Regions from separate parts of the Homo sapiens genome. Here all the other regions are linked to region 6. A link is a loop called in an ENCODE intact Hi-C map of the cell type or tissue named here. Cell type or tissue: endothelial cell of umbilical vein. All regions are shown on one strand. Region 1 overlaps ARID1B (AT-rich interaction domain 1B). Region 2 overlaps ARID1B (AT-rich interaction domain 1B). Region 3 overlaps ARID1B (AT-rich interaction domain 1B). Region 4 has its middle 48 kb from the start of TMEM242. Region 5 overlaps LOC101928923 (a long non-coding RNA gene). Region 6 holds the start of MIR4466 (microRNA 4466). Region 7 overlaps ARID1B (AT-rich interaction domain 1B).

Evidence for each region. A loop is a pair of places that touch in the nucleus more often than their neighbours do. Peaks named below come from ENCODE experiments on the same cell type or tissue, not always from the same donor. Only the 100,000 strongest peaks of a DNase experiment are listed, where the experiment ranks them.
Region 1: a loop joins it to region 6, with 2.3 times the contacts of the local background. A loop is called at or near these places in 27 of 110 quality-filtered maps.
Region 2: it touches region 6 in a loop (9-fold over the local background); 86 of 110 quality-filtered maps call a loop at or near these places.
Region 3: a loop joins it to region 6, with 3 times the contacts of the local background. A loop is called at or near these places in 54 of 110 quality-filtered maps.
Region 4: a loop joins it to region 6, with 5 times the contacts of the local background. A loop is called at or near these places in 18 of 110 quality-filtered maps.
Region 5: a loop joins it to region 6, with 2.9 times the contacts of the local background. A loop is called at or near these places in 2 of 110 quality-filtered maps.
Region 7: it touches region 6 in a loop (5-fold over the local background); 39 of 110 quality-filtered maps call a loop at or near these places.

The regions. Positions count from the first base shown.
Region 1 is chr6:156,846,608-156,850,607 of GRCh38, forward strand. All of the region lies in intron 2 of ARID1B (AT-rich interaction domain 1B), which reads left to right. Among named protein-coding and RNA genes, the nearest start is that of MIR4466, 69 kb to the left of the region's middle. In endothelial cell of umbilical vein, no CTCF peak of the experiment used is centred here; a DNase peak (open chromatin) is centred at 2,114.
Region 2 is chr6:157,019,669-157,023,668 of GRCh38, forward strand. The region is part of intron 4 of ARID1B (AT-rich interaction domain 1B); the gene reads left to right. Among named protein-coding and RNA genes, the nearest start is that of MIR4466, 240 kb to the left of the region's middle. RefSeq lists silencers at 1,698-2,217, 2,518-2,607. In endothelial cell of umbilical vein, a CTCF peak has its summit at 2,110; DNase peaks (open chromatin) are centred at 943, 1,273, 1,943 and 2,533; H3K4me3 peaks cover 1,540 bases; H3K27ac peaks cover 1,923 bases.
Region 3 is chr6:156,947,061-156,951,060 of GRCh38, forward strand. The region is part of intron 4 of ARID1B (AT-rich interaction domain 1B); the gene reads left to right. Among named protein-coding and RNA genes, the nearest start is that of MIR4466, 170 kb to the left of the region's middle. In endothelial cell of umbilical vein, no CTCF peak of the experiment used is centred here; a DNase peak (open chromatin) is centred at 1,971.
Region 4 is chr6:157,273,119-157,277,118 of GRCh38, forward strand. No RefSeq gene overlaps it. Among named protein-coding and RNA genes, the nearest start is that of TMEM242, 48 kb to the right of the region's middle. RefSeq lists enhancers at 179-1,011, 1,012-1,843 and silencers at 638-797, 1,228-1,317, 1,518-2,077. In endothelial cell of umbilical vein, a CTCF peak has its summit at 1,764 (motif pointing left); a DNase peak (open chromatin) is centred at 1,793; H3K4me3 peaks cover 1,008 bases.
Region 5 is chr6:156,165,634-156,169,633 of GRCh38, forward strand. LOC101928923 (a long non-coding RNA gene) reads right to left here. Exons shown (of 9, transcript XR_001744423.2): 4 at 2,703-2,861. Among named protein-coding and RNA genes, the nearest start is that of SNORD28B, 210 kb to the right of the region's middle. In endothelial cell of umbilical vein, no CTCF peak of the experiment used is centred here; DNase peaks (open chromatin) are centred at 2,218 and 3,918; H3K27ac peaks cover 1,508 bases.
Region 6 is chr6:156,778,880-156,782,879 of GRCh38, forward strand. It overlaps ARID1B (AT-rich interaction domain 1B), which reads left to right. Exons shown (of 20, transcript NM_001374828.1): 1 at 1-592. MIR4466 (microRNA 4466) reads right to left here and starts at 852; the gene lies at 799-852. RefSeq lists an enhancer at 1-251 and silencers at 1-22, 93-782, 813-982. In endothelial cell of umbilical vein, no CTCF peak of the experiment used is centred here; DNase peaks (open chromatin) are centred at 1,672 and 3,252; H3K4me3 peaks cover 3,726 bases; H3K27ac peaks cover 3,479 bases.
Region 7 is chr6:157,182,574-157,186,573 of GRCh38, forward strand. It overlaps ARID1B (AT-rich interaction domain 1B), which reads left to right. Exons shown (of 20, transcript NM_001374828.1): 13 at 1,658-1,862. Among named protein-coding and RNA genes, the nearest start is that of TMEM242, 140 kb to the right of the region's middle. RefSeq lists a silencer at 1,122-1,416 and enhancers at 3,369-3,869, 3,870-4,000. In endothelial cell of umbilical vein, a CTCF peak has its summit at 1,865 (motif pointing left); a DNase peak (open chromatin) is centred at 1,828.

The DNA.
Region 1 (4,000 bases), 68 kb after region 6:
CATGCTGCTATCTCCCCCTCCCCAGTAACTAACTCATCGTTGACTCTCAGAGGAGAAGTCAGGGTGTCTGGAGAGCTGGAGGCTGACTGGGGGACGGGCCTGTTACGTGTTTTAACTGAGTCCCCGTTTTCCATGGACTCGCCTGCTGTGGCCCCTCCAGATGGCAAGTCCTCTTGACTTCCTACAGGACAGGTGGGGATTGGGAAGGGGGATCTCTGAATTGCTCCCTACAGATTGTTTACCCAGCCCCCCGCCACCCTCTGATTCCTGTCTTTGGGGTTCTGCACTTTAATTAGCTTGCTTCTTATCCTGTCACCTAGAACAGATTAAAACTTTAATTATCACTTGTCTTTCTGCTTTTCTCCTTCCAAAATTTTTTTGACCTTTCTTATCTGTTACCATCTCACCTCATGTTTTCTTTGCCCTTGTGGTATTTGTTTTTATTTCTTTACTGTCATTTTAATGGGGTCCCATGGAAGAGTAGAGAGAAACATGAGCATTTAATCTGTCTGTTTACCAGAAACCTCTGCAAAGGCATCTTTAATAAGCAGTTTTTTTTTTTAAACCAACCTGTTTTCTAATAGGTTTTAATACTGTGCTATCTGGTAATGTGCCAGAGTTTTCAGTGTCTCAAGGAATTGGTAGACTAAGAATAAACCTAAGAATAAATGAATTAAACAGCACAACTGGAGCGTCTCTGGCAGGGAACCTGGTCTGAGGAGGCCATGTAAGGGTGGGGTGGCCTTTGTTTAGATTCGCCAGGAAAAGCTTCAGGGAACTCAGGAAGTGCTGCTCAGGGGAAAGGGTCTCCCAGCTGTGTTTAGGACCCAGCGAATGGGAGATCTGAAGTGGGAAGGCCGGCCAGGCTCTCCCACCATCCAGAGGCAAAATGAGGTCTGGGTCTGTAGAGAACATCCCCAGTGAAGGGTAAGAGAGGAGAGTCCAGCTGAGATAGACGATGGGAAGGAAAGAGAGTTTTGGAGGTTTCTTGCAGATGAGAGCAGATATATTTTAATGAGGATGAAGATGATCCTAGTGTTGTAAATGTTAAGGATATCTTGAATGTGTTTACATTTGGTAGTTATTAACACACGTCTGCAGGTAAACATGATTTTTCTGGTTATCCTTTGCCTTTAGGAGAGAAAAAGAGGCAAGTTAAGTAAAGTATTTTAAGGTTATATTTAGTTCGAAAAGAAATTTCTGACTGTAGACCCGGCTCTCTGCAGATGTGGCTTGCTCTCCAGGAGTCACAGAACCCAACTCGACCTCCTCCCTGGAAGCCCACCAGAGAATCCAATAAATAAAACAGTCAGAGCAAGGGTGTTGTAATTGAGACCCCACCTACCTGGCCTTCCCCTTGCCCTGTCACTGGACAGGTGATACTAAGCATTCATATTTAGAATCGTGATGGAGACTTTGCCAGTCTTCAGTCCTCAAGGAAAGATGCAGTGGTGCTCATTTAAGGCAGAAAATATAACTAATGTCTGTGTTTCAGTGTAATTTTTAACAATAAAGAATGAAACGGGAAGAAATTTCCGATTAATACTTATGAACCCAGAAAATGAAGTTAGTCATTGTAGCATAATCCTTAGCTCCTCAGCCTTCAGTTGTACTGTTGCTGTATTTGAGCTTTATTGAAGAGAACAGCTTCACAGTATCTGTATGTGTGGCCCAGTGCCAAGACCAGTGTGAAACTAAAAACAACAACAGCAAACTGTTAGAGTAATTATAACAAAAGTCAAGTCTGTAGCCTTATGTGTCAGGAATAAAGAATAAGAGTTCAGTTTATTTGGCCAGTGTTTGGTGTTCACATTGCTGTTTATGTAACTCTACATATGGTCTTTCAAAGTGATCGTGCACTTCCAAAATGAAGTATCTACCCACTTTTATCAGCTTTCCCAAATGTTATCTTTTAATGTCTTCATCACGATTAGAACACCCATTAGTAATTAGGATAACTCAGGAAAAGGATCTTCCATGTGGACCACCATCCTGGCTGGAGGTTGTTATTCTTCTCTGTGCATTTTTGGTGCCCTGGATTTGGCCTGATCCTCAGGCCCCTTTAAGTTAAAAATACCCGGTGTGTGGTCTGCCAGCTGGCCCAAGGCCAGGCTTTTTATAGCCTTGTCTGGCCTGGGAATGGAGCTTAGCATGAGGGGAGGTGCCGGGGGGCCTTCTCTGGCTTGGTAGACCAGAAGTGTGGGGAGGCCCTGCTGCCTCGCTAAGTCTTAGCTCTGTCATCATAAATAAAAGACGAGTCATCTGATGGCAGTCCCTTTCTTCTCTGATATCTTTTGGTAAAATATTTGTTACAATAACCAAGGAGACAACTTTGAGTAAATTTCCCATTATTTTTGAAGCCTGTTGCCCCTTCTGCCAGGGAGAAACTTCACCGCCTGGGTCCATATACTTTCACTAATTAACTGAGCACCAGGTTCCTGGAGAAACATATTTATTAAATGTCAAAAATTTGGGGACATTTAGTCTTCATTTTTGGTCTTCTGTGTCCAGTGGCATTTTTCCTAAATTATGTCCAGCATTTCCTTGAGATTATGTATGCTATTTTTTATTCTAAATTGTTGCCTCGATTCTTCTGAAGGTACTCACGTGTTACCAGGGTTCTTCCCTCTCCTCCCCTGGGAGTACTTAGAAAACCATTTTTGTCTCCCTTCCTTCATGCCCTCTTCCCTGGAAGAGTTTTATATACTAAATCATAGGGTTAAAGTAATAAATGCCATTGATACCTTGCTTTGTTTTGTTATTAAACATTGGTAAGGAATTTGGTAAAGTGAGGGATAATGTTACAGAATTGTCATTACAAATAATTTTCAGGCTATACCCCACAGTCAGCCAACATGTGGGACCCGCTGCTAAGACTTAAAATATTAAATAGCAGAATGTTAATTAATTCATAGAGAGAAGCATCTGCATTTACGTAGTCTAAAAGAGTCAAAATTTAAACACCTCTTTGTGTAAATCGTTACAGTCTTTGCATGTTTTTCTGTCCCAGAGAGCAGACAATCACATTCATTTTCTCCTTCTTTTCTTGTTCATTACTAGATGGAAGGGGCAAAAGAAGAAAAAGACAAATATTTGGGTGCTTTTCTGTGCTGGGGAGGATAGCTTTTTTGGTTTTCTTTTGTTTTTAAAGCCCTTAAGGACCGTAGTTGGTAAGCCAATTGTCACAGTTTGGGTGGACCCTAAGGAGGGGAAGCCGTGTCATTGGCCCTGACACTGATTATTGAAGGACAATTGTTCACTTTCTCTCTCGGATTAAAAATGCATGAAAGCACCTTTTTGACACCGGGCTTTCTGAAACCCAGTGCTGTCTTTTTTTGTAATACTCCTGTGGATGTTTTTGCACAAAGTGGCACCTGTTAGAGCTGGAAGTGTTCTTGCACGGCTGTCTTTGATCTAGTAGCCCTGGACAACTTTAAGCACATAGTTACTAGATGCAGGCCCGCCCAGCCCCGGGAGAGCATATCTGGCTTGCACGTATTTAAGGTGATGTGCAGAAGAGAACTGGACCAATTGACAGGCTGCACTGTACACAATTACTGTGTTTCCCATTTGAATTATCACTTCATTTCTGAAAATGGAAAAGATGGGACGGAATGATAGGAAGTTTTGAGAATGCTACAATATATGATTAAATTGGAGACTCTTTTTGACTGGACAATATGAATCTGTATTTTTATTATTGCATTTTGGGTGATTTTGGACGCCAGTATTCTTATTTAGGATTGAATTCTCACATGAAATTGTGTAAATATTTTTCTTTTTGAGGACCTATTTCTAAAATTAAGCGGCTTTTTTGAATTTGTATTTTGAATTCCTAATTTTGTAGGCTATGCCACTTTTAAGACATAAGTGCCTAAAAGGATGAAAAGTAATAGAAAGTAGAATGGGGAAGTGGAAACACTGGAATCACCCCTTGCACTGAACGCATAGTAATTTTTAATGATCACAGAGTGGCTCTTCGTTGTAATTAGTGTAATTT
Region 2 (4,000 bases), 240 kb after region 6:
TCTATCGTCCTTTGTGATGCCTTTTTATGATAAAACTCAGTCATCCACGCTCACTCAACTGTCATCTAATTGCCTGCGAATCCATGTTCTTTAGTCTCCTGCAACTTGTGCCATGACCTGTATTTCCTGCTGCCAGCGGGTCACCTCCGCGGATATACCACAAGCATGTCAAATTGCCGAGGACACAACCATGCCATTCATTCTTCCCACCAAGCCAAAAGAAAATCTGGGTGTATCTGGACGACTCCTGTCTTCCCCTTCATATGCAGCCATTATGTTTCTAGAGCTAGAACCATCTGAAAATCTTAAGTCCTTTAGGGTTTTTTCGCCCCCTGCCTTTCTCTTTTAGCAAAGATAAATAAAAAGTGAAACAAATTGGCACAACTTGGAGGATGAAGAAGTAGCAAAAGACAAAGCTGTTAGAGGGATAGGAGAAAGTCATTTCAGGAAGGAGGGAATAGACATAACAAGCAAATTTGCCGTTCAGGAAATGTTTTATTTAAGAAAATTAATAATATTTAGAAAATAAATTGGATGGAAATAAATTTTTAACATTCCTTCTCTGATGAAGAACTGACCTAAAATGTAGTTAGTTCTTTATTCTTGCTTTTTAACCTTGTAGATAACATCATGTTAGTCATTTACCCCCATACAAGTTGAGCACTCTGTAAGGGATGTAATTTAAACATGTCTCAAAACCAAAAACCAGTCCATGGGCAGATCTTTTTATTGCGATAATATATAACTACATAACTGTAAATTGGAACCTAAAAATATATATTTAATATGAAATTAATTTTTTTTAATTAACCCAAACTTTAACTTTTTTATAAGGGGTTGTGTTTGAATGCTTTAGCCACTAGGCATGTGTTTTTCTTTCTGATGCTGTTGGAGCTATAAATAGTAGGTAGAACTGAATGAGATGGCATCACATAAACAACAGCCTAGCTTGGTCATTTCTCCTACTCAGATCGCGAGTCAAAATATTAAACAGTGGTGGTTTCAAACTATATGTAATTTCCTCAAAATTATGCTTCTCTAATATTTTTTCCATCGCTTTTTCCTCACCAAAGATTTGTTACCTCTCCCCTTATATAACTCTTGGTCATAACTCAATAAATTATTTTTTTAAGGAGTGGTACGTGAGTTTATGCTGTACGTGGTTTCTTTGGCTGATCTACTTGAGTCCTTAATTTTCTTACAAAAAGTAACCTGGAACTTATGGCTAGAAACGATACATTCTTACAATATTAATGGCCGAAGGAACGTTACTTCTTTGCAGAATTCGATAAAGAAATGAGAAATTCGGGGACCCGGAAACTTTTAGCGCTTGCCCTGAACAGCGGCCCGGAATCTCCCGCCCACCCGTCCCTGCCCGGATGCCTGCGCGGCGGCGGCGTCCTTCCCTCCTCGGCTGCGCTTTTACTCTTGGTCAGGGCCCGCTTGAGAGAGGGGGATTTTAGAGAGAGGGTGTGAAGGACGCAGGACCGCTTTCAGGCCGCCAGCTCTCAGGCCTCGCTTTCCGGTCCTCACTGCGCGTCCACACCTCGCCTTGGTTTCTTTTGTTTTATTCAAGCCCCGGCCCCGCGGTACAGCGGGGAGACTCGCCCGCGCCCACGGAAGAAGCCGAGCTCCTCCGAAGGGAGAACCAGTGATTCCACGGACCCCGGAATCCCCCGGGAGTGGGACCACCAGGCAGCGGGCGGAATTAACCCTGCCGCGGAGGCGCTGGGCGAGGATGAGGGCGGCGAGCGCGGAGGGGACCGAGTCACACAGCAGCCCGGCGGCCTCTGCCGGCAGGCCCCGCTCGCTCCTTTCGGCCCGACCCGGGCGGGGGTTCCGGTGCCGCCCTCCCTACCCCGCACGTAGGCTCGTGGGGGCGGGGACAGGGGGACGAAAACAACCGCGTCCTCAGCCTGACTGAACAGGCTCGGACTCCTCCGACGGCGCCGCGCCGCGCACAGATGAGCCTTTGTGGGACCCCGCGGAAGGAGGCGCCGGCCGCAGCCACATTCCTTTCCGGGCAAGCGCGGCCGCCGCCTGCAGGCACCGTCCGCCCCGCGCGCCCGCAGGCTCCTCCTGGAGGCGGGAGGCGGCGGCCGCTCGCACAGCGTGTTTTCTAAAGTTTCTGCTGACACAGCTTCGCGTACACATGAGCCGGCGCGGCCAGACTCACGCAGGCACCGAGTGTTTCCCCTGCGCCGTCTCGCGCCGCCGCCCCGCTACCTCGCCGCGCGCCCCTAACCTCTGCGTCCCGCGTGGCGCGCCCAGCGCTTAAGGTTTTATTTTTCCCCTACTTCCTTTGGTGCATCTCTTTCCCCCTCTCAAAACCACCACCCAAACTTAAAGGCTGGATGAGTTGGAACCCGTTCGCGTAATTAAAACGAGTGGCTGACGGTGGAAAAGCCAGGAACTACAGACGAAGGACGCCAGCAGGGCCGCGGAGCCCAGGCCGCCAAGAACAGGGCGGGGAGGCGGGGCGGGGCCGCGGAAGGGGGCGAGGTGGAGGGGCGGGGCCGGCGGGAGGTGGGCGGGGCGAGGCTGGCAGGCCGCCGCCATTGGCTGTTACCCGACGCACCGAGGCTGGGCGGCTTAGCCAGGCACTTGGATTCTATTTGTGTAATAGCTGCTTCTTGGAGCCAAGTGCATGCTCATCAACCTTCCTTGCTGGGAAAACCAACTCACAGCATTTTTTAAAAGCCGAGAAACGCCTAGGCTTGTAAAGTTTCATCTCCTGCCTGTGCTTTCCTGTTCTTAATTAAATGCTGAAGAGTCTTGTCGGGATATTACTTTTCATCCTGTCTCTGCCATGGAGACTTTGGGATCACTGGGTGGTCTCTTGGTCACTTGCAGGTGTTTTAGGTAGGATGTTGCAATCTGCAATCTAGGAACATTTGACGACTTTTTCAAGTAAGCTAAACAACACATGAAACTATAGTAGATTAACCAAGACATGCATTTAATCCAACTAGTAGCAATCAGCGACGGCCACTTTGGTTTTACACTTTTTGTTCACTCTGTGAACTATATAATTTGACCATAAATTCTAATTTGTTCTCTTGTTGATAATTCTTATGCAGATAACTTATAACTTATGTGTGTATTTTTATCAGACTCAAAGCAACTTAATTTTGGAATTCTGCAAATTTAATTGATGATCCATTATAACAACGTAGGGTTAGGGTTAGGGTCAGTTTTCGGTGTTGATGTAGAGACAGAATCCAAAAGTATTTTGAAATGTTTAAGAGAAATGGCCTTGAAGAGTTCTGAATATTAACATTCTTCTGTTTTTATGCCTTGTAGTGTTTACCGCACGTGTGAATATGCATAGAAATTTTCATGTAGCAATTTCTGTGTTTGTGATCTGTATACAGATTTTATAAAAATAATAGCAGGGACATTTCTGACCTTGATCATTGTTGTTAACTGATGACATTTGCCAGTTACAGTTTAAATTAAGTTGAATTTATTATTTAGGTGTTTCATAAGAAGGAGTGAGTTGCATACTAGGATATACTCTTGTATTCCATATCCTCTCCTCACTCCGGCGCTTCCTAACAGGAAGAGCAAATGCATTGTGAGGATAAACACTGATTGGTTACTATCTGTAGAGCAGGATTAGCAGCTCTTTTTAGATTTTGAGCTGCAATCTCTTTTAATAGTGCTTAAATTGATGCAGGTCAGTGAATTTTGTGTTTACAGGCTTTTAACTCCCTAGCTTTGTGAATACTGAATTTATGGAAAAGCTTAATTTTCTCTGTATCTCAGAAGGGATATGTACAATTAAAAAAGAAAACAATACAAATTATTTTACATAAACTGGAGCAATTTGGAAACAGTGTAATAAGGGTTGAGTAAAAGATTTCTCCCCATCGTCGTGGCATATTCTACTGTTACACTTACCTGCCATTGCTCATAATGGGTCTGACGTTGTAGGTACATCTAAGTGTGGTTTGCAGTCACTATTTTATGTTATTTGGAAAGTCTTGGATTTTAAAAT
Region 3 (4,000 bases), 170 kb after region 6:
CAACTCCACACATCATCCCAGAGTGTCTCTAACTGTAACTGGGACTAGGGCAAGAGCACAGTCCCAAGATAAAAATTGAAACTCTGTAGTTCAGTTGGGACTCAGGCTAGTCTTATTTTCTTTGCTTTTAGGATAGTGCAGTAAATTTCTATCCAAATAGGTTCCTTTCCTTGGGTAAAGACAAGTTACTTTGTATTTCTTTGTTTGATATATACTTTTGAATGATTTGGGCTACATTCTTACTTTAGTTCATTTTGGAGGAATATTTCTTAGTTTAATTTGTCTCATTATTAATTCCTCCTTCTCTGAAACTTTTTGGGGATATAGGTATGTATGGCATAGTCTACAAATTTAATGCCTTTACTTGTTTTTTTCTTTTTTGCAGATGTAGGGCGTGTGAGTATGGGGCGATGGTGCAGGGAACCTTGCTTTAACATGCTATTTTGAAAGATATCCCCTTTTATTTTGTAGAAATGGGTTACCACGTTGAGCACCAGGAGTTTCTTGTACATTTGGATCCTAGCAGAGGAAATGGGACTTTAGAAAGATTACTCTGAACTCTGAAGGGCTAATTTAAAAAAAAAAAAAAAATCAAGCCCCTCCCCCTATTTTTTCTTCATTTTTAAAAAGGCCTGTCATTTTACTCCAGGAAATGACAAAGAAAAGAGCAAAGGTTTTGCTTTAGGGATGAAGGGAAAAACTTTTGGCTTAATTTGTTTAAAAAATTCTTTTTGTATAAGCTAAAGATGAAACATATTACAGTTGCCAAGGGCAATTAATGAAACAAGAAAAATTAAAATTAATGATTTCTTAACATGCATGTATTTTTATATATTTAATTTGATTTGGATTATTTTTGAGCTGTAATTTCCAGCTACGAAAACAGAGACTCCAGAATGGCAGGACAGCTGAACAGTGGTGGAATAGTGGTCTGTCTGGAGCTTGTTCCAGTCATGACAGCAGCTCCTTCAGGCACCTGCTCCTGAGCATGGTGCCACCATGGTGTCCTGTGAGCTTTTTCAAAGCTAAAACAGTCTCTCCTTTTAAATAAAAAAACTATTTTGCTAATTTTGATTAAAGTTAGGGGTATTCTTGAATAAATACAAATGTGGTCAAATTTCCCCAAATGTGTTTGCTTTTCATAGTTGCTGCATTTATTTATTTATTTCTATTTAATATGTTTTTGAGACAGAGTCTTGCTCTGTCACCTACGCTGGAGTGCAAGGGCATGATCATAGCCTTGAACGCCTAGACTCAGCCTCCCACCTCAGCCTCTCGAGTAGCTGGAACTATAGGCGTGTGCCACCACGCCTGGCTAATTTTTAAATTTCTTATAGAGATGGGGGGGCAGTGGGTGGTGGGGGTGGAGGGTGTCTCACTCTGTTGCCAGGCTGGTGTTGAACTCCTGGCCTCATGTGGTCCTCCCACCTCTGCCGCCCGCCCAAGTGCTGGAATTGCAGATGTGAGCCACAGTGCCCAGCCCCATAGTTGCTGCATTTATGCCTTTCTTTAGCCAGCATGCCTAAATGTTGACATCCTCAATTAAGACACAGTATCTTGTCTTTTCCACATCTCAATGATGCAGAAAAATTCAGTTATGTTTAGTAATCATTTATTGTGTCTAATGTCTAAGATTTTATATTAGATGTAAAGAAAAATAAATAAAAAATCAAATTATTTCACTGGCTTATTAATGTCTGTTCTTTCCCATAACACATTCAGGAATAAGAAAAGAAATCCTCAACAGAAAATATCTACTTTTGGGATACTGGTTACTGAAAATACTTTAACATCTTTTTTCATTTTATCTTCAGAGAACCACGTACCTATAGTTGCAGAATTCATACTTTCAGCACATATAATTTCACAGAAGTGTTTTGCCATCTTGTGGAAGTCTTGACTATTTGAAAGTTTAAGAGCAGCAATGGCTATGACACAACTGTGGTCAGAGCTTTTTATACAAGACATTCAGGTGGCATTGAGTCACGTCTTATCAGTGCTGGTGATTTCAGAGGAAGAGAACACTGCCTTCCAAGTCTCCCAACCCTTTTGTGAACACCTGGTGTAGAAGAGTAATGTTTATGCTGGCTTTCTTGAGTGGCTTCATGAGGATTTTATTATTTTTACTACTTTTTTTGCTGACTTAATTGGCATTTTCTATGTTTTATAGGGATAAAAACATCTTTCATATAATTCTGGCCTGTTTTAGGGGTATCAGATATATATATCTAAATATGCACGTTGTTGTTTGACAAAGAACATTTCACACCTAATTGAGCTTTTCAGCCGGGATACTCCACCTAGAGTACTTTGCACATACATGAGATCTAAGGTTCATAAACCACTTTGGCAGTGCCTGCCACATTCACAAGTGTCCACTGAATGTCAATTTCTTGCCTTTTCTTTGCCCTCCTCCTTTTGTGAAATGATATTTGGCTTCCAGGGCCTGTCAGGGCTGCCGGTGCACCACACTTCCCTGAGATTCAGCATTCCTTTCCTATGAGCAAGGAACTGGAACAGGCGGCTGACTCTTGTCTAAATCAGATCCCCAGGACTCCTAGCCTGTGACTTCATTGCTGAACCCCAATGCTGCAGTACTCTTTGGATGCAGAGAATGTTGGTGTAAATGCCACTGAGGTTCTTCTGCATCCATTTTATTTCATGTTCCTCAGTTTTATATTTTTTATATTTTATCAGTTTTACCCTGCACAGAAGAACATAAAGAAGAGAAAACTACATTAATAAACCTTGTGTTTTTAAGAATTTCCCCAGTATTACGCTGCCATTTTTGGTTTGTTGAGCTACCAAAAACTAAACTATGGGGACGAGTGAAGATGAAGGGGTGAAATCCTCTAGGTTTTAATACATTTTAATTAATTATTCCTAACAAGTGAATTATTTCTAACTTGTGAATTATTTCTAACTCCTTAGGAATAATTATAGGTGTATAGTTTGGACAATTAAAATATGTTGATAATTCGGAAATGTGATGTTAGTGACTAGTGTTAGACTAATCTGCACCCCAGCTTTATCCTCAGAGTCGGTTGGTAGCATAGTGGCTGCAGTGATTGGGGTTCACCCTCCCTTGCTCATTTCAGCTCATGGTATTACTAGTGAGTAGCAAGATCACCTAAAAGAAGGCAAAAGCAAAGGCATAGGTACAGATCTACTTGGTTTGCAGCAAATCTGCTTTAGGCAAACTCCTTACATTGCTCAAAGAGTTTTCAGAGTTTTGGTACAAACACCATATAACCGTAATAGGAGCAACCAGCCATGAAGGATAACACAGGTCTTTAGTGGAAGACCAAAGATGGTGAATCAGGTAGTATCACTAAATGCACTTTTAAGTCAAATACTTAATGTTGAAACTTTATTTAAAATATTATATAGGTTTGTGTATATATATGGGGATGTAAGAGAAAGGGACATGCCTAAATAATTACGTTAATATAGGAAATATACCTTTTTCAATTCTGCCTTCTTCCATCGCAGTTGATTAGATGACATTAAATGAATATGTTGTTGTGGGCCAGGTGGTATTTTGCGGGGGGGTAACAACCTGAAAGTTGTCCTGGTTTTTTAGCGCTGCTCTTTCCGAGTCTTATTTATTGAAGTTTAAACTATTCATAAGATCTAGTGGTAACTGCTGTAAAGGTAACTGGGGAAGTTATAGAGGAAATGACTATGACTTTACCGTTGCAAATAGATTAATGCACTTTACTTTTCCCCAACATTTTTATTGACTGTCCTGTCATATCCCTTCTTAAATCATACTTACTGTTACCAGTTTTACCTTTGAATTTACCTACAAACCTAATTTCTCATTAAAACAATAAAAATGTATGAAGTATAATATAATTGATGCAATTTTAGCCTCCCTAATGAATTTTTTAAAATACTCTGGTATTTTAATATAAAGTATTACCCAGATACTCTATAACTTAATGATCAAAATTTAAGAATTAATTTCTTTATAAAAGTGTTTAAAAATAGCTTGGAT
Region 4 (4,000 bases), 490 kb after region 6:
TGGTCGCCAGTCGTTTCAGGTCCTGGGCTAATGGACGTGGCCTGGGAGTGATCAGCCAGGGCCATTACCCCTTGGACGGTGCTGTAGGCAGACCTAGGCTTCGGGACTCCTGGGCTCCTGGACCCCTGGAAGAGTGTCGAGAAACATCTGGACAGGATTTCTCAATCTGGGCACTACCGACATTTTCAGCAGTGAATTCTTTTTTCGTGGGGACCTGTGCTGTGCATGGCAGAATGCTTAGCAGCATCCTGGCCTCTACCCACGAGGTGCCAGTAGCACCCTCTTAGTGTCTCTAGGCAATACCAGAGACGTCCCCTGGGGGAAGAGAGGCAAAACTCCACCCACCAACCCCCTCCCCCCAGCCTCTCATTGAGAACTGCTGATCTGGAGGCACCCTAGTTGTCCGGAGGCGGAGGGAGGAATGGGGCTCCTTGGGGTCAATATGAATTTGTTTTGTATTCCTTGTATTTAAATCCACACAAGAAAGAGCCACTCTACAAAGGGCAGAGTTGTTTCAACTGCAGATGGACTCTTCCGGGACTAGAGGAAAGGATGGGATTTTCTTCTTCGAGGTGCTCTTTAAAAGGACACCCTGAAGCCCGGCAGCTGCAGCCAGGGATGAGACCTCACCAACCAAGGCGACGTAGGTAACAGGGCCCATGGGCCCCCAGGAGGCTCACAGGGAGGGCCCTCCCCTGGCCAGGCCTCGGGTGGGCTGGGTTTGCCGGCTATGCCCCGCCCACACTCGCCCTCCCAGCGGGCCCAGCTCCTATACCCTGCTGGGTGCGTCTTCACTGTGGTTCACAGAGAGACGTTCTCACTGCCTTGCTCTGTGGAAAAGCAGATTGCCGAGGTGGATGGGAGGGATCCCTATTTTGGAAAAATAACATATCACCGTACACACACCCACACGCAGAGGGGAAAATGTGGCAGCAGACACCAAAATATTCCTATAGTTATTGATGGAAGCTGGGATTTCAGGTGCCTTTTTTGCTTATGTTTTCTCATTTTTTGACCTTGAACATGTAGTTACTTATAACAAGAAAAAGTCATTCGAGAAAGTAAAGAAAGTAGACAGAAAATGGCACCTTAAAACCCAAACCGCCAGAAACACCACTTAGATCTCAAAAAGGCACTAGGAAAAGCCCACTTCTGGTTTTTGGGTTTTGGCAGCCACCATGCAGAGGGCGGCCCCTGGGTGCTGAGAGTTCCGGGGTCGGGAGTGGGATACAGGTGGGTAAATGAGGGGCTCCGAGAGGGTGCAGCTGCGGGCGCTGAGGACTGAACTCTCCTGGGAGCACGCGCGGGGGACAGGGAACGGCGGCCACGCCCGGGGACCGACGCTGCAGCCGGGAGGAGGCTCAGTCTCTGCGCCTGGGGGCGTCCAGGGAGATGCCAGGTGGGCGCGGCCAGACGCGGGACCTGGGGACCACGGCACCCGCAGCCACGCCTTCAGGACGCGTGGGCGGGACGGGCTCCGTGGGCTTCTGATGAGGACGGTCGGGGAGATGTCGCCTGCGCGTTTCCGGGAGCCTCCAGTGGCCCCGGTTCCAGGGGACCAGACAGAAAACAAAAGAGCAAAAGGCAGCCAAGGCCTCCAGCTAGGGGTCATCCCCGCAGCCCCGGTCCCGGACGGGGCGGGAGGCCGCTGTGGGGACGCGCCGCCGGGCCTCGCTGTCAGGTCGCCCGCGCCCCGCTCCGCCCGCCCCGTACAGGCGGCGACAGCCCCGCCTAGGCCCGCGCCTCGGCCGCCCTCTGCTGGGCGAAGCGAGCACCACGGCCGAGCGGCGGCCCCGGGAGCGCCGCGGGGACTGCAGAGCGCGGGGAAGCGGCGGCAGCGGAGGCTCGGCCTGGAAGGCAGGGGCCTTGGGGGCGTCCGGGGAGAGGGCCGGGGACATCTGTCCAGCGTGGGCCGTGCGCGGTGCCGAGCGCGCGGGGAGGGCCGAGGAGCTAGACGCGGACCCAGCTCCTCTAGGAGCCGGGAGGGATGGGAGGGACGGAGGGTAAACGGGCAGTGCCGGCCGAAGCCCGGTGGGACTCGGCGGCAGACAGACAGGCGGCTTCCGAGGGAGGACCCGGGGCCGGGCGCGGGCGGCGGGAGGCGAGGCCCTGGAGGCCTGGCGCTTCTCTGCACCGCGAAGACCCGGAGGCTTCAAGCAACAGACGCGGTTCTGGAGGCCGGAAGTCCAGAGTCAAGGTCCCCGAAGGCTGGGGGAGAGAATCTGTTCCATGCCTTTCTCTTGGCCTCTGGGGTACAGGGTCCTCAGTGTTCGGGGCTTGTCTCCCGTCACTCCAGTCTCTGCCTCTGTGGCCACATGGCCCTGTGTCCCTGTGTCTGTCTTTTCTCCTTTTACAAGGACAACAGTGGTCTTGGAGTAGAGCCCACTCTCATCAAATTTAGCTTCATTTTGGACGGGCGCTGTGGCTCACGCCTGCAATCCCAACACTTTGGGAGGCCAAGAAGGGCGAATCACCTGAGGTCAGGAGTTCGAGACCAGCCTGGCCAACATGGTGAAACCCCATCTCTACCCAAAATGCAAAAATTAGCCAGGGGTGGTGGCGGGCGCTTGTAATCCCAGCTACTCAGGAGGCTGAGACAGGAGAATCGCTTGAACCTGGGAGGCGGAGGTTTCAGTGAGCCGAGATCGCGCCACTGCACTCCTGCCTGAGCGACCAAGTGAGACTCCGTTTAAAACAAAACAAAACAAAAAAAACCTCCTGTAATCCCGGCACTTTGGGAGTCCAAGGCAGGCGGATCACCTGAGGTCAGGAGTTTGTGACTAGCCTAGCCAACATGATGAAACCCCATCTCTACTAAAAGTACGAAAAATTAGGCTGGTGGCGGGTGCCTGTAATCCCAGTCACTCAGGAGGCTGAGACAGGAGAATCGCTTGAACCTAGGAGGCGGAGATTGCAGTGAGCTGAGATCGCGCCACTGTACTCCAGCCTGGGTGATAGAGTGAGACAGCGTCCCCCTCTCAAAATAAATAAATAAAAATAAAATAAATAAAGTGTGTGTGTATACATACATAGCTTCATTTTAACTTGCTGAAAATGGAAAGGCCTGATTTTCAAAGAAGGCTTCAACACTGAAATCTTCAACACCAGGGGTTTGGACTTTAACATACCTTTTGTGGGGACACAGTTCCACATACAGCAGGCCTGTTCCAGGTGGGCGTGCAAAGTCCACAGGGCTTCACTCCCAAGGCAGAGAGAACCTTGAAAGTTGTCATGATCTCACCTCACCGGAGTGGCCCTAGAAGGCAAGAGCCCAGCCCTGAGTCCCAGCAAGGAGGATTCCAAGCACTTCCACTCCCCAGGGAGGGAGGGGGCCTGGGGACTGCTTGGGGTTTTAGATCAACCCATGTATTGTAGGCAACGATTATTTTATTCTCAAAAAACAAACATGCCACAAATATCCCTCCTTCACTTTCTTTAGTTAGAAGAGCAAGCCATGTTCACTGAGGGAAAATGGGGAAAGTAGATTATAAAGGTTTAAAATTCCAGTGCCCCATGATGGCCGCACACGAAAAGGTGCATCTGTCTACCTAAGTGGGTTGGATGTCACTGTCTGCAGTGGAATAATGCCACATGCCAACCTTTCTGGAACTATGACTTTTGCCGTCACTTTTTGAGTTTAGTTTCCTAGACTCATCAATAGGGCTGTTCTCTGAAAATATGACCTGCAGTTAGGACTCGGTGCCTCTATAAATGGCAGGTGCTTTGCTCATGTGGCTCAGAAGATGTGGAGAGTCTGGGCCTGTCTTGAGGAGGTGAGCTTGGGGAGGGTGCCCCTTGGCCACAGGCGCCACGCTCTGGCAGGACCAGGGGATGTGACCTTCTAAGGAGACACGACCCTGGTAAATAAGCAAGATAGCTGCCGGAAGAATAAGGCGGAAAGTGTCCAGAAAGGATGGGGGTGGGGAAGAGACCCAGGGGTCTCGCAGGCCAGGAGCAGGGCCAGGCTGGCTGTGGGAGAGTTGAGAAAGAGGGGGTGCAG
Region 5 (4,000 bases), 610 kb before region 6:
TCACCGAGTTCTGGTTTGCTTCCAAATGCAGAAATTCAGTTGGTTTCATCATACCATTTTTGTGGGTTCAATTTTTAGTGTTTTCAGTTTTGTAAAAACTACTTTTTTATTACCATAGAAATGTTAAGTTTTCCTCTCTCTCTCTCTCATTTCAATCTCTGTTTCTCCCACCCAACACCACCCAGGAAGTTCAATTTTGAATTGTAATAGATGCACATTTGTTTCTATTAAGTTCTGAATCAAGTCATGAAAATAAGCTAAAAATAGATGAATTAAATATGGAAAATAGTCATTTAGCCACCAGGATTCACTGACCAAAAATTTCAATTCACTCTGAGCATGCCCCACAGAGGCCGAGAGCTCCAGACACCTTCTGATGTGGCTGCCTCAAAATCACAGCCTGCTGTTTTAAGTACAGCTTGAGAAACATGTGTAATATGCGTTACTTTCAAAGCACTATCCCAAATAAAGGCCTGTTTTATCTTCGTGAGAATTTTGAGAGAGGTCCTAGAGAAAACACATTTATGCCCATTTTGCAGATCAGGAAACCGACACATGGAGAGAAATCTGGTTGCCTAGAGCCACAGAGTTGATTCAAAACAAATTCAGCAGCACTAATGTGTCTAACTTCCGTCCTGGCCTATTTTTTTTTATAAAAACAGCTAACTCAATTCTGCCACCATTTCAAGATGTTAAGATCCGTCACTTTGTCACTCATACCCATCCAATCTTTGAAGGAATCTGCTGTTGATATTTAGTCTCTGGGACACAGAATGTATAACTATGAATAACACAATCATATGATTGGGTGTTTTTTTAATGTGCTCCTCAACTGGCACTCAGTCTCAACATGTAACCCATATTTGGAGCCCAAATATGAGAGTGCTTACACCTACTTTATGTACCCTGCTGAACACAAAACCTTTTCATTTCCAAGAAACAACATTTTCATAATTGCATTAGCTCAACCACATTTTCAGAAAAATAACATGGACTCAAATGTATATGTGATGAATGGATTTGCCTTATGAAAATTTCAAGTCGCTTCAAGGTTTTGGTTCTGCATTTCCCACATTCGCATTATAATGATAGCACCATAAAATTTGATATAAATTGCTAGAATCATAAGAAATATTTTCAAAACCCCTTCTTAAAGAAGAGGTGATCATATAATGAATCATGCAAATCAGCAAACAGAACATCAGGAAAAAGGTATAAGCTGGGACCACAAATATAAATGAGGATGTCCAGTTGCCACATTGGGATATAGTATCCATCCCTCTCAATAAAGTCCAAGGGAAATAGGAGGAGAGATTTGTAAAGATCCTGTTGACATCAGATGCTGTGAATGTTCTTTGCTAACCATGACTTACTAAACCCGAACATTGAACCTTTTTGGTGACAACAGTTCATGGTAAAAGAAGTTAAAAACATTTAAATAATATTTTCACTGTGTCTGTTAGTTTGAAGAAATAGTCAGGGTAGGTGGTTGGGGGAAAGAATGAGAAAAAATAAATGTCTTTCCTTTGGGCGAAAGCCAAGGACAACCTCAAAGAAGATATTCTTCAGAGATGAAAAATCAGAGGAATGACTCTAGGAACGCGACTGAAACCCTGGGTGACATGTGACATATGGGGTGAAAGGTTTTTAACACAAGAGGCATACTAAACTTTTGGGGGTGGGCTCTGAGGCTGGGCCCTTTTTTAGGGTTCTTTGTTTTTCATTTTTGTGTGTGGGCTCTCCGTGCTTTGAAGTTCCAGCCAGCAACAAAGAGAAAAACTTGCTCTGGTGTTTTTAGTTTGGCTGAGAGCTGCGATTTAGCTAAGGCTTCCCCCATATATGGACTGTAGGCTGATGCTGCAGGGTTGGCCGAGCCTGTCATAACCCTCTCAGTGTGTCTCTGAAATGGACACGGGCTTGGGATCTTGTAAGGGAACTTGTGAAGCCATCATTACTGTACAGCTACAAAATTCATGAACACAGCTAGAAAGAATAGCCTGTTGCTATTTATCCAAAGAGGTTAAAAAACATCCAGCACACTGCCTATTAAAACGTAAAAGCAGCCGTGAGTTCTTTCATTTTGACTCCAATTCCCTGGCACTGGCTTCATGATCCTGTAGGGACCTTCTCGTTAGGACTTGTTGCTTCCACTTTCAATGTTATTAGTGGCAAAGCGTTAGGCCAACAGTTATGCCCTGTTCTTTTGTTCTTGTAGGAAACATCTGTTCTTTTGTCAGAGAGCACATGCCAAAAACTATGCGATTATAAGCAGCGAGCTCTTCAGGGAGCAGTCAAGTCATCACACACCCTGGAGCACAGACCTTGAAAACTTCCTGCACTCCCGCCTGGGTCCTGGCAGCCTCCTGGAGCTAGAGAATTGCTAAGCTAGTCACAGTGAGGTCCCCAGCCTAGGCCCCCAAGCACCCAGGCTGGAGGGAGGGAGGAAGGCAAGTGGGGAGGCATGGAATGAGGCAGAGAGTGGAAGTTAATTATCGATGAAGCTACATAAAAACATCTTTACATGCTCACTTGGCTAGAGTGTGGGGGCCACCCACATGGATCTGAACCCTCCACACCAGTGCTCACACTGTATCACACACACGGCTCATGCTAACGGGAGAAGGAGCAGAGACTATGCACACTGGGAGGCATGCAGAAAATGATGAAGGAAGCTCTCAGAAGTCCCTGCGGTTCTAACTTACCAGTTCTCTCAAAGGTGCAATGCTTATGGCTCACCCTTGCTTTCAAGGATCCACAAGCAGACTTGGGAGTCACGATGCCTGGGTCTGAATCTGGCCTTCACCCATTCTAGAGCTCTGACACTAAAGCGTTACAAGTTCATTGAGCCTCAGTTTCTTTATCTGTAAAATGATAGCAATAATGGTATCTGTCATATACCTGAGCTAATGTGTAAAATATCAGCATAGCAAAATAAGTTAAATCAATAATCTAAGTTTCTATCTTGAAAGGCTAAAAAAGAACAATAAATTAAACCCCCAAAAAGCAAAAGCAAAGAACAATAAAAATTAGAGTAAAAATAAAGTAGAAAACAAAAAAATAGAGAAAAGGTTGATTCATTAAAAACATTAATAAAGTTGACAAACTCCTAGATAGACTTTAAAAAAGAAAGAGAAAACACAAATTACTAAATTCAGGAATTAAAAAGGAGATATAACTAAAATATTTTCAGACATTAGAAAGTTAAAAAGCAAATATCATAAACAACATTATGTTAACACATTTGGTAAATGAAATGAATGATCTCCTTAGAAATACGATGAAAATCATAGAAGTCTAATATTTAAGTAGCCTTATAACCGTTAAAGAAATGAAATTCACAATCAAAATCTTTGCACAAAGAAAATTTCAGGCCCAACTGGTTTAATGCTAAATTCTTTCAAATATTAAGAGATAAAAGATAACAATCTTTAAACAAAAACACTTTTAGAAAATAGAGGAGGAATGAGCATTTCTCAACTCTTTATGAGTCCAGCGTTACACCAATACCAAGAGTAACACAGACATTTCAAGAAAAAAAATTATAGATAAAAATAATTTTTTAATATATATGTAAAAATTATCAACAAAATATTAGCAAACAGAATCCAGAAATGTATAAAAATAATATTACACCATGGCCAGGAATGATTTATTTAAGGAATGCACAGTCAGTCTACCATTGGATAATAAATCAATATAATTTACCACATTAATAAAGAAGAAAATTCACATATTCGAATAGATGCAGAAGTTGCACTTTCAAATATTCAACACCCATTCATAAGTTCTTAGAAAATTAGGAATAGGAAAACTCCCTTATCACAAGGCACCTATAAAAAACCTACAGTCATAACACACTAAATGGCAAAAAAAAAAAAAAAAAAAATGTAAAAAGAATGCTTTTCCCCGAAGACTGGGCAGAGAAAAGGATGTCTGCTGTCATTACTCACCACTATTATGCAGTAATGTGCTGAAACTCTTATACAGTGCAATAAGGCAA
Region 6 (4,000 bases):
AGGAGGCAGCGGAGGAGGAGGAGGAGGAGGAGGAGCAGGAGCAGGAGGAGCAGGAGCGGGAGCTGTGGCGGCGGCGGCCGCGGCGGCGGCGGCAGCAGCAGGAGGCGGCGGCGGCGGCGGCTATGGGGGCTCGTCCGCGGGGTACGGGGTGCTGAGCTCCCCCCGGCAGCAGGGCGGCGGCATGATGATGGGCCCCGGGGGCGGCGGGGCCGCGAGCCTCAGCAAGGCGGCCGCCGGCTCGGCGGCGGGGGGCTTCCAGCGCTTCGCCGGCCAGAACCAGCACCCGTCGGGGGCCACCCCGACCCTCAATCAGCTGCTCACCTCGCCCAGCCCCATGATGCGGAGCTACGGCGGCAGCTACCCCGAGTACAGCAGCCCCAGCGCGCCGCCGCCGCCGCCGTCGCAGCCCCAGTCCCAGGCGGCGGCGGCGGGGGCGGCGGCGGGCGGCCAGCAGGCGGCCGCGGGCATGGGCTTGGGCAAGGACATGGGCGCCCAGTACGCCGCTGCCAGCCCGGCCTGGGCGGCCGCGCAACAAAGGAGTCACCCGGCGATGAGCCCCGGCACCCCCGGACCGACCATGGGCAGATCCCAGGTAACCCTCGCGCCAGCCGGGCCTGCTTCCGCCCGGCGGCCTCGCCGCGCCGCGAGCCTGAGTTTCTTTCTTTGCCGCGTACTTTTCCCCGTCTTCCCGCGGGGGCGGCGGGGGCGCGGCGCCCAAAGCCATCTTGACGGGCGGCCGCCTCCCGCCGCGGTCGGGGCGCCCCGGGGGCCGGCGCGCTGTCCAGGCCTGGGAGGGCTTCGCCGGGCCGGGCCGGGCCGGGTGGCTTCTACCCCGCCGGCCCGCACCCGCGTCCCCCCCCTCCCCCAGGCCCGGGAACGCGAAGCGAGATCCCGAGGCGCCACCCGCGCGGTCGCCGTTTGGGGCGGCGGGGACCGTTCGGGTGCTTTTGTAACAAATAGGCTCTCCCGGCCAGGACGGCTGGGGCGAAGAGCCACCCGATCGGTTCTGGGAGCGCCCACAATGTGCTTTAACGGGGGAAAGAATGAGGAACTTTCTCACACCTTTAGCCACAGCACGTTCCCTCTTGGCTTCCGAGGTCCAGGCAGGGAAAATAGGTTAGCTTTGTGACAAGCGAGTGGGTTTTTCCTACTTAGGGAGAGCCATTCAGAGACACTCGGTGCGGGCTTCGAGCTCGAACGTTTGCTGGTAGGAATAATAACAAAATTTACAACGACATGGAGGTGCAATATTGTAAAATACATCGATTCGTTCCTTAGAATAGCCAGGGAAATCCATTATTGGGCTTACGGGCTGCTTGCAGGGAGTCACCTTCAACAGGCAGGCTATGTGAAAGGAGCACGTTCCGGATCAATTGAACTTATTTTGATCATGGATTAGGCATGCATTTTATTCAGCAAATCCAGTAAGATAGCAGACCAGTGAAAATTGATCTTTTGGGATCGTATTTATTTGGATTTTCTTTATTTTGCTGTCACCCGAGTCCTACAGCGCTGTTAGGAAGTGTCCTGCACTCTTGCTGTTTCTTGCTAGTAGGCTGAGCCTAAAGACTGACTTGATCTCCTTTGCAAGGTTTGGAATTTGAATTGTGGAGGTAAACTGGCTGTAATAGTCTCCAGACAGCTGCCTCTGAGTTGACATCTAATCTGCCATCTGATTGGCTCCCCTCTCACCATTGGGCATTTAGCACTGCTGATGTAAATAGAAGTGCTGAGCAGTACAGTCACAAAAATTCTTGCCACAAATAATAACTGAGCTCTATTACAAGCAAATGTAAGGTTCAGTATTTAAAGCTGAAACTATTATGAATCATAGTTATTAATAAGAGGATCAAATACAGAAAAACAGTTCGCTGGTGTCCAGTATTGGGCATTTACAAAATTCAGATCTTTGATGATAGTCTTAGAATATGCACATTACATATATCATAGACTTTAATTGGAGGCTGAGGATAAGGCCATTGAAAAATAAGTAAACCACGAATTTTACCAATTTTTGGATTTGTAAAGCCTTTATAAAAGTCTTCCCTTTACAAATTCAACTATGGAAAAATTTGAATTCTGTCAGCACACGCAGCTTAATAAAACCTTAAAATTTTTTTAAGATTTTGATAGGCAGCAATATATTTTGGTGATGTGTAATTCACCTGATAAACAAGATTTAAGCTTCATTTTTTTGTGATTTATCAGTTCTGACTGTTCAAAGATATTTGTGGATGAGGAGTTTTGGTTAGAATTGACATATTTAAAAAACGAAATGAGGAAACCACATATTTGTGCAGATAACAATAATTAAAAGGGGAAAAATGAGATATTCCTGTGAAATACTAAGAATCATTTCATATTTGCTTTTGATGTGGAGAATACAGAAATGCCCCATAATCTTTTTTTTTTCTTCATTGTTTTGTTAGATTAGGTAATTTGAGCCTTGTTTGAACTGCTTACACGATGAATTAGGGAAACTATATTCTAAGCAAGTTGTGCTGGGTGTCTTTTTTTCCAAATAATTTTTCTTTCATGTTAATGCTATGAAAGTTTAAAAAATCCTAATCTGTTAGAGAGGAACAACAGTCGTTGTATGTATATTTTTATGTAACTCATTTATTTTAGGAAGAGGTATTTTAACAATAATCATACCTTAGAGACTTGTCAGAGTGAAGGAAGGGCTGAATTTAACAAATAATCTTGTGAATCCTAGGCTGAACACTGCTGTCCACTGCTTTCAGATCTTTAGTTATTGGAGTTTTGCTTTTAAGGATAATAGATTTTTCTATTCTTAATAGAAAACTTGTGATTTCAACTTGTTTTTGATTCACACGAGGAAAAACATTATAGAGAAGAATCATGGAAATAAACCCACGTAATTAATTTTAAAAAGGTTTGCTTTGTCAGCCTGCTTTTAAAGGAGCAGTTTAAAATTCACATCTTCGTAAACTAGAGACGAATGAAGTTAGAGGCAGATGTAGGACCATGTTACTTTAGAGTATTTTTTTCTTAATGGTACCAATCATTTTCAGTATTTTGTTTTCTTGTAATGAGAATGAATCCATTATGTCCCTATGACCCTTGGGAATAGGCTTTTTTTTTTTTTTTTTTTTTTTTTTTTTGTTGAGGTTGGGGGAAATATGGACATGCGACCTAGATTCAGGAATTTCTTTTAAGTACCTTACCGTGTAACATGTGGAATGTGTCTTTTTTACAATCCTTTTTTTTCTTTTCTTTTTGGAAGTTAGTATTATTTAGTATTAGTTGTTGTAATTATACTAAGAAACAGTCATTTGTCCAAAATATTAAATTACTGCCTGACTGTAGGTCATGAAATGCTATTAAATCACATTGTTAAATGATGAAATATTTTGGCTTTTAATATGTTTTTAGTTTCATTTTTGATTTCAGGAAATAGTTTCTATTGGGTGGCAAATGTTTTCGTAATTGGGACAAAACGTGTATATATTATAGGAGAAGGGTCTTTTTAAAAAGTGAAATAAGCCATTTGACGATTCAGTTTATTACTAGATTTTTGTAAGATGAGTATTCAGATGGAGCAGTCTCAAAAGGAATATTGAGGTCTACTCACGCACATAGGTTTTATGATGTCCACATTTCTACTGAATTCCATAAATGCAGTTTTAACTTTTAGTTTTATAAAACGTAGTACAATGTATTAAGAAAAGGGCCTTATTTACCATTAGAAGAAAAGTGATTAGCTAGCATGCGAAGCAGGAAGCTACAAACTGGTTCCTGATTACCTTAAAATGTGTGTGAGATACATTATTTGATAAAATCACTCCCAGTTAAATTTTAGGGTGTCTGATATTTTAAATCTTGTAAACAAATTTTTGTGGCCTAAATTTATATATTTGCCAAAGTATGGATGGCTGTGTATAGTTAGAAAAGGTGGACTTAGTAACTGTGGCTAATGGAAAGGGCCTATCATTTAAAAAACAGGAAAAGAAAATATAACAAATGTCTGCAGTTTTGT
Region 7 (4,000 bases), 400 kb after region 6:
ACTGACGGCCTACCGTGGTCTCAGTGCTGCGTCTCGGGGGAGAAAGGGGAGGCCTTCTTTGTGCTTAGCCTTCCCACTAGGTGCCTAATCCATTCCATGGGGGAACTGAGACCTGTGACAGAAAGAATTAGAGCTTGCCCATGACGCTGCATAACCAGCTGCTAAGTCGTGTGATACCACGTGTGAGTGATGGTCAGCAAAGAGAATGATTGAGACACGCCTCTCTCTGACCTGGACTCCCTGACCTTTCCCCTCTGCACCTGGGCTCCTTTGCCTTCTGCCCCTGGACTCCCCTGACCTTTCTCCCCTGCACCTAGCCTCTTCTGACATGGATTTTTTAGAATCACCAAGACTGCTCAAACGATTAGATTTTATCAGCCAGCACAGAGTAGATAGTGTCTGGCTACTTCCTTACTGTGACTGTGTCCACAGTATATATAACCAGGCTGGGTCTGTCATGAGACTCTCCGCGGGCTTATAATGAGGGTTGCTGGAATGTAGCTGGGTTGCATCTTTGTCCCCACCCCATCATGCTGTGTACCTTGTGGGCATCAGATGTGGTTGGGAGCAGGTGCTGCCACCACACAAAGCTCAGCTCCCAGCCTTCCTTCTTAGGTCACACTGAGCAGCGCCCAGCTTGCCATTTCTGAAGTAACCTGAAGACCCACAGTTTGCAGCCCTGCATTCAGTGCCAAAAGAGGGCGGTGGGCATCTCCGGGAGCATCCACAATTTATTATACACCACCGAGTACTAAGTAAATGGACAGAAGAGCCGTGTGAGAAAGTTTGAACCCAGAAATTTAATATTTCATTAAAAACCACTGTCCCCTTACCTCCTCCCTTGCCACACAACGCAGGAGACATCAAAAGGCAAAACCTTCCCCAAGTTATTTGCAAATCCTCATGTTTCATCCATGTGTTTAACCGTTTAACCTTTCATAACCTGTTCCCAAGTGGGAATCAAAAGGTTAAAATAATGCCTCGGATCTTGACGTCACATTTCAGGAGTTCTCTTTCTTTCTCCTCCTTTTGCGACTGTGTTGTCTCCAGCCCTTTAAGCCTCCTTGAGTAAGAGCACCGCACAGGAAGGTGTGCACCTGCCCCGTCAGCAGGGCTGGTGGCCAGTGGCATCGCATCATGCTTTTTAAGTTGGGGGCCGTTGGTCCAGGGGCTCATTTGCCTTTGCACGAGGTGCTGCTTTTGCTTTTGCCTGACACCCCAAGCAGTCTTGGGGTGAGGGGATGGGTACGGCCCAGAATCACAGGCCCACTTCTGAGGGCTTGCAGCTGCTGGAATGAGCACTTTCACATCAGTGCCCAAAAACCTAACTTGGAAAATAGTGCCGTTGTTGCTTTTTAAATGTTTTGAGATGCCCTTTTTCCTTAATTGGAGGTGCAGTGGGATGAGCGTGAGGCGTTGGGAGATGTGGCGGGCAGAAGGACCTCCGAGCAGTGCTTTTTCTGTTGCCATCAGCAGGTTCCCTAATGGTTTTATAACTGTAAATGCTGCCTATGCACTGCTGAGTGGGAGTAATGAGCATTAGTTAAAAGAGGCAAATGAAGAAAAGTCAACCAAGACATTAAGTGCTTTTTTTGTCTCCTGGCTTTAAACAAGCCACTTTGTTGCAAACCAATGATCCTGCCGTGTTTTTCACTAGGTTAATAAAAACAAGAAGTGGCGTGAGCTGGCAACCAACCTAAACGTTGGCACCTCAAGCAGTGCAGCGAGCTCCCTGAAAAAGCAGTATATTCAGTACCTGTTTGCCTTTGAGTGCAAGATCGAACGTGGGGAGGAGCCCCCGCCGGAAGTCTTCAGCACCGGGGACACCAAAAAGCAGCCCAAGCTCCAGCCGCCATCTCCTGGTAAGTGGCGGCGCTGCAGTCACTGGCCCAGGAAAGCCCAGGCGCCTGGCCTGGGAGGTTCCGGGAAGGTGGTTTCACAGTCAGGCCAACAGGGAACTTGGGACTTTTGAGAGGTGGGGGGTTCCTGTGTCGTTTTGTTTATTTAATTGGACGCCCACTGGCAGTGTTAAGGGATGAGAGAATTAAATCTGGGATATGGCCATTTCTGGTTGACACTTGGAAGGCACCCCTTCTTTTGCTTTACCTTAATCAAAACAGGCTTTCGAATTCTAAGCCATATACGTTTATTGCTTATACAAGTATTCAAAAAGATTCCATCTACCTCTACACAAAATAAAGATCCCCCAGTGGCCAGTTTGAATACATGTGCACTTCTAGGAAATGCCACCCTACAGGTTCGACAGCTCGAGCTCCCCCGCCCTCTTTCGGAAATCCTCAGATTTGAACTTTAGTAAAATGAAGCCTGGGCTTCGTTTCTAATGTCCCCTACCCAGCAAGTTCTCACTTCTAGGGAATTTAACAAGCTGTCGTGGTAAGGATCCACACGGCCTTGTTTTGGAAACAGGTGGTCTTTTGCAGCCTTGTTCTGGAAGTCAGGGGTCTTAGGAATGGGTGCAGCGCTGGCCACCAACACGCTCGCAGGCCGAGCCACATCAGTGACGCCTGCTGGCTCCCTTCCCTCTCCTCCCCACTGACAGAGACCCTCCCATTCCTTTCAGCTCCCCTGCCAGCCTTCGTTCTACCGTTTGGCTTTCAGATTTGAAATGACAAAATCATATATTCTGATAAATGCAATAGTAGAGAGGGGAAGAAATTGGCACCTTAGTGCTGGGTGGTGACCTTACTCCAGTAGATCCGACCATTCTCTTATCTGTGTCTGCCTCGCAGTCAGCGACCTTCAGCACATTAGCCTCACTGTTCCTGGTCCCTGTCTATGAGATGTGGCTGCACCCACCGCTCCTGTACACAGCTTGTTCTGAGCGTGGCTGGCAGCCCATGTTTCCTGAGCACTTCCAGTGTGCTGGGCCCTTTTCTAAGTGCTATCATTTCATTTTCACATCAGCCCTGTGACATTGATACTATTTTAAAATCCATGAGAAAATGAAGGTCTCGTGGAATCTAAGTACTTGCCCAAAGCCAACTAGCTGGGGAGTAGAAGGTCTTATCTGGGGCATCTGGTGCTACAGTATACACGATACCCACCAGACACCTCTGGCTGTATTGAAAATACCTTTGTAATATGTGAAATGTTTACACATAGAAGCCAGAGAAAGAGGTCATTTCATTTTTAATGATTTCCTCTAGCTGCTGTCTGGATGGCAAAGCTGATATCCAAGGTTGCTAATCAAGGGATCTCACATAAATACGTTTTAGGCCCAAAGTGCACTTGTAGTGAATATACCTAGAATTACATCTGTAGGCTCTAAAAACAAGTAGAAATCCTCGCTAACCTCATCCTTAAAGATTCAAAGGCTTTACCAACTCAGGTGTCCCTTAAAAACTGGGAAATCTAATTTTAAAAATCTCACAACATTACATCCAGTTCACAGAGTAAAACAAGCTGCCTGTGAACAGCTCTGAAACTATTTTTCCAAAATAAAAACCCAGTGGGGCGTAGGGACCAAAGTGGTGATGTCTGTAAAGATCTAAGGGTACATTTTATTTGCCAGGAAAGAACTCGTGTCACTGAATGGGCTGCACTTGTGTATGGAGAATAGCTCTCCCAGTGTGCATCAGCTTCAGGACGGGGGCCCTGCTGAGGCGTATAGATCCTTCAGAAAGTGGAGGGCCTGTTCTCTTAACAGCCAGCCGTTCCCTTTTCCCCTTTTTTAAACTGTCATTTTTATGGCAACATTATCATTTTAACTACACAAAAGAGCTTGGATTGCAAATGGACTCCTGGTATACATTCTTCTCAGTAGTCCAGATGGAGCCGAGGGCCTGTGACACAGGAGGCAGTGGAAGGAAAGCCTCCTGGTCTCGTCCAGCCCCGAGAGCGCGTGCAGGGGGCTCCAGGCACACACAGGCGTCTGGGGGTCGCAGGCAGAGGCACCCTGGTCTTCAGAAGCCTCTCGATTCACTGCCACCCACACAGCAGGTGGCCTCTCCGATTCCAGTCCCATCATTAGGGAAAGTGT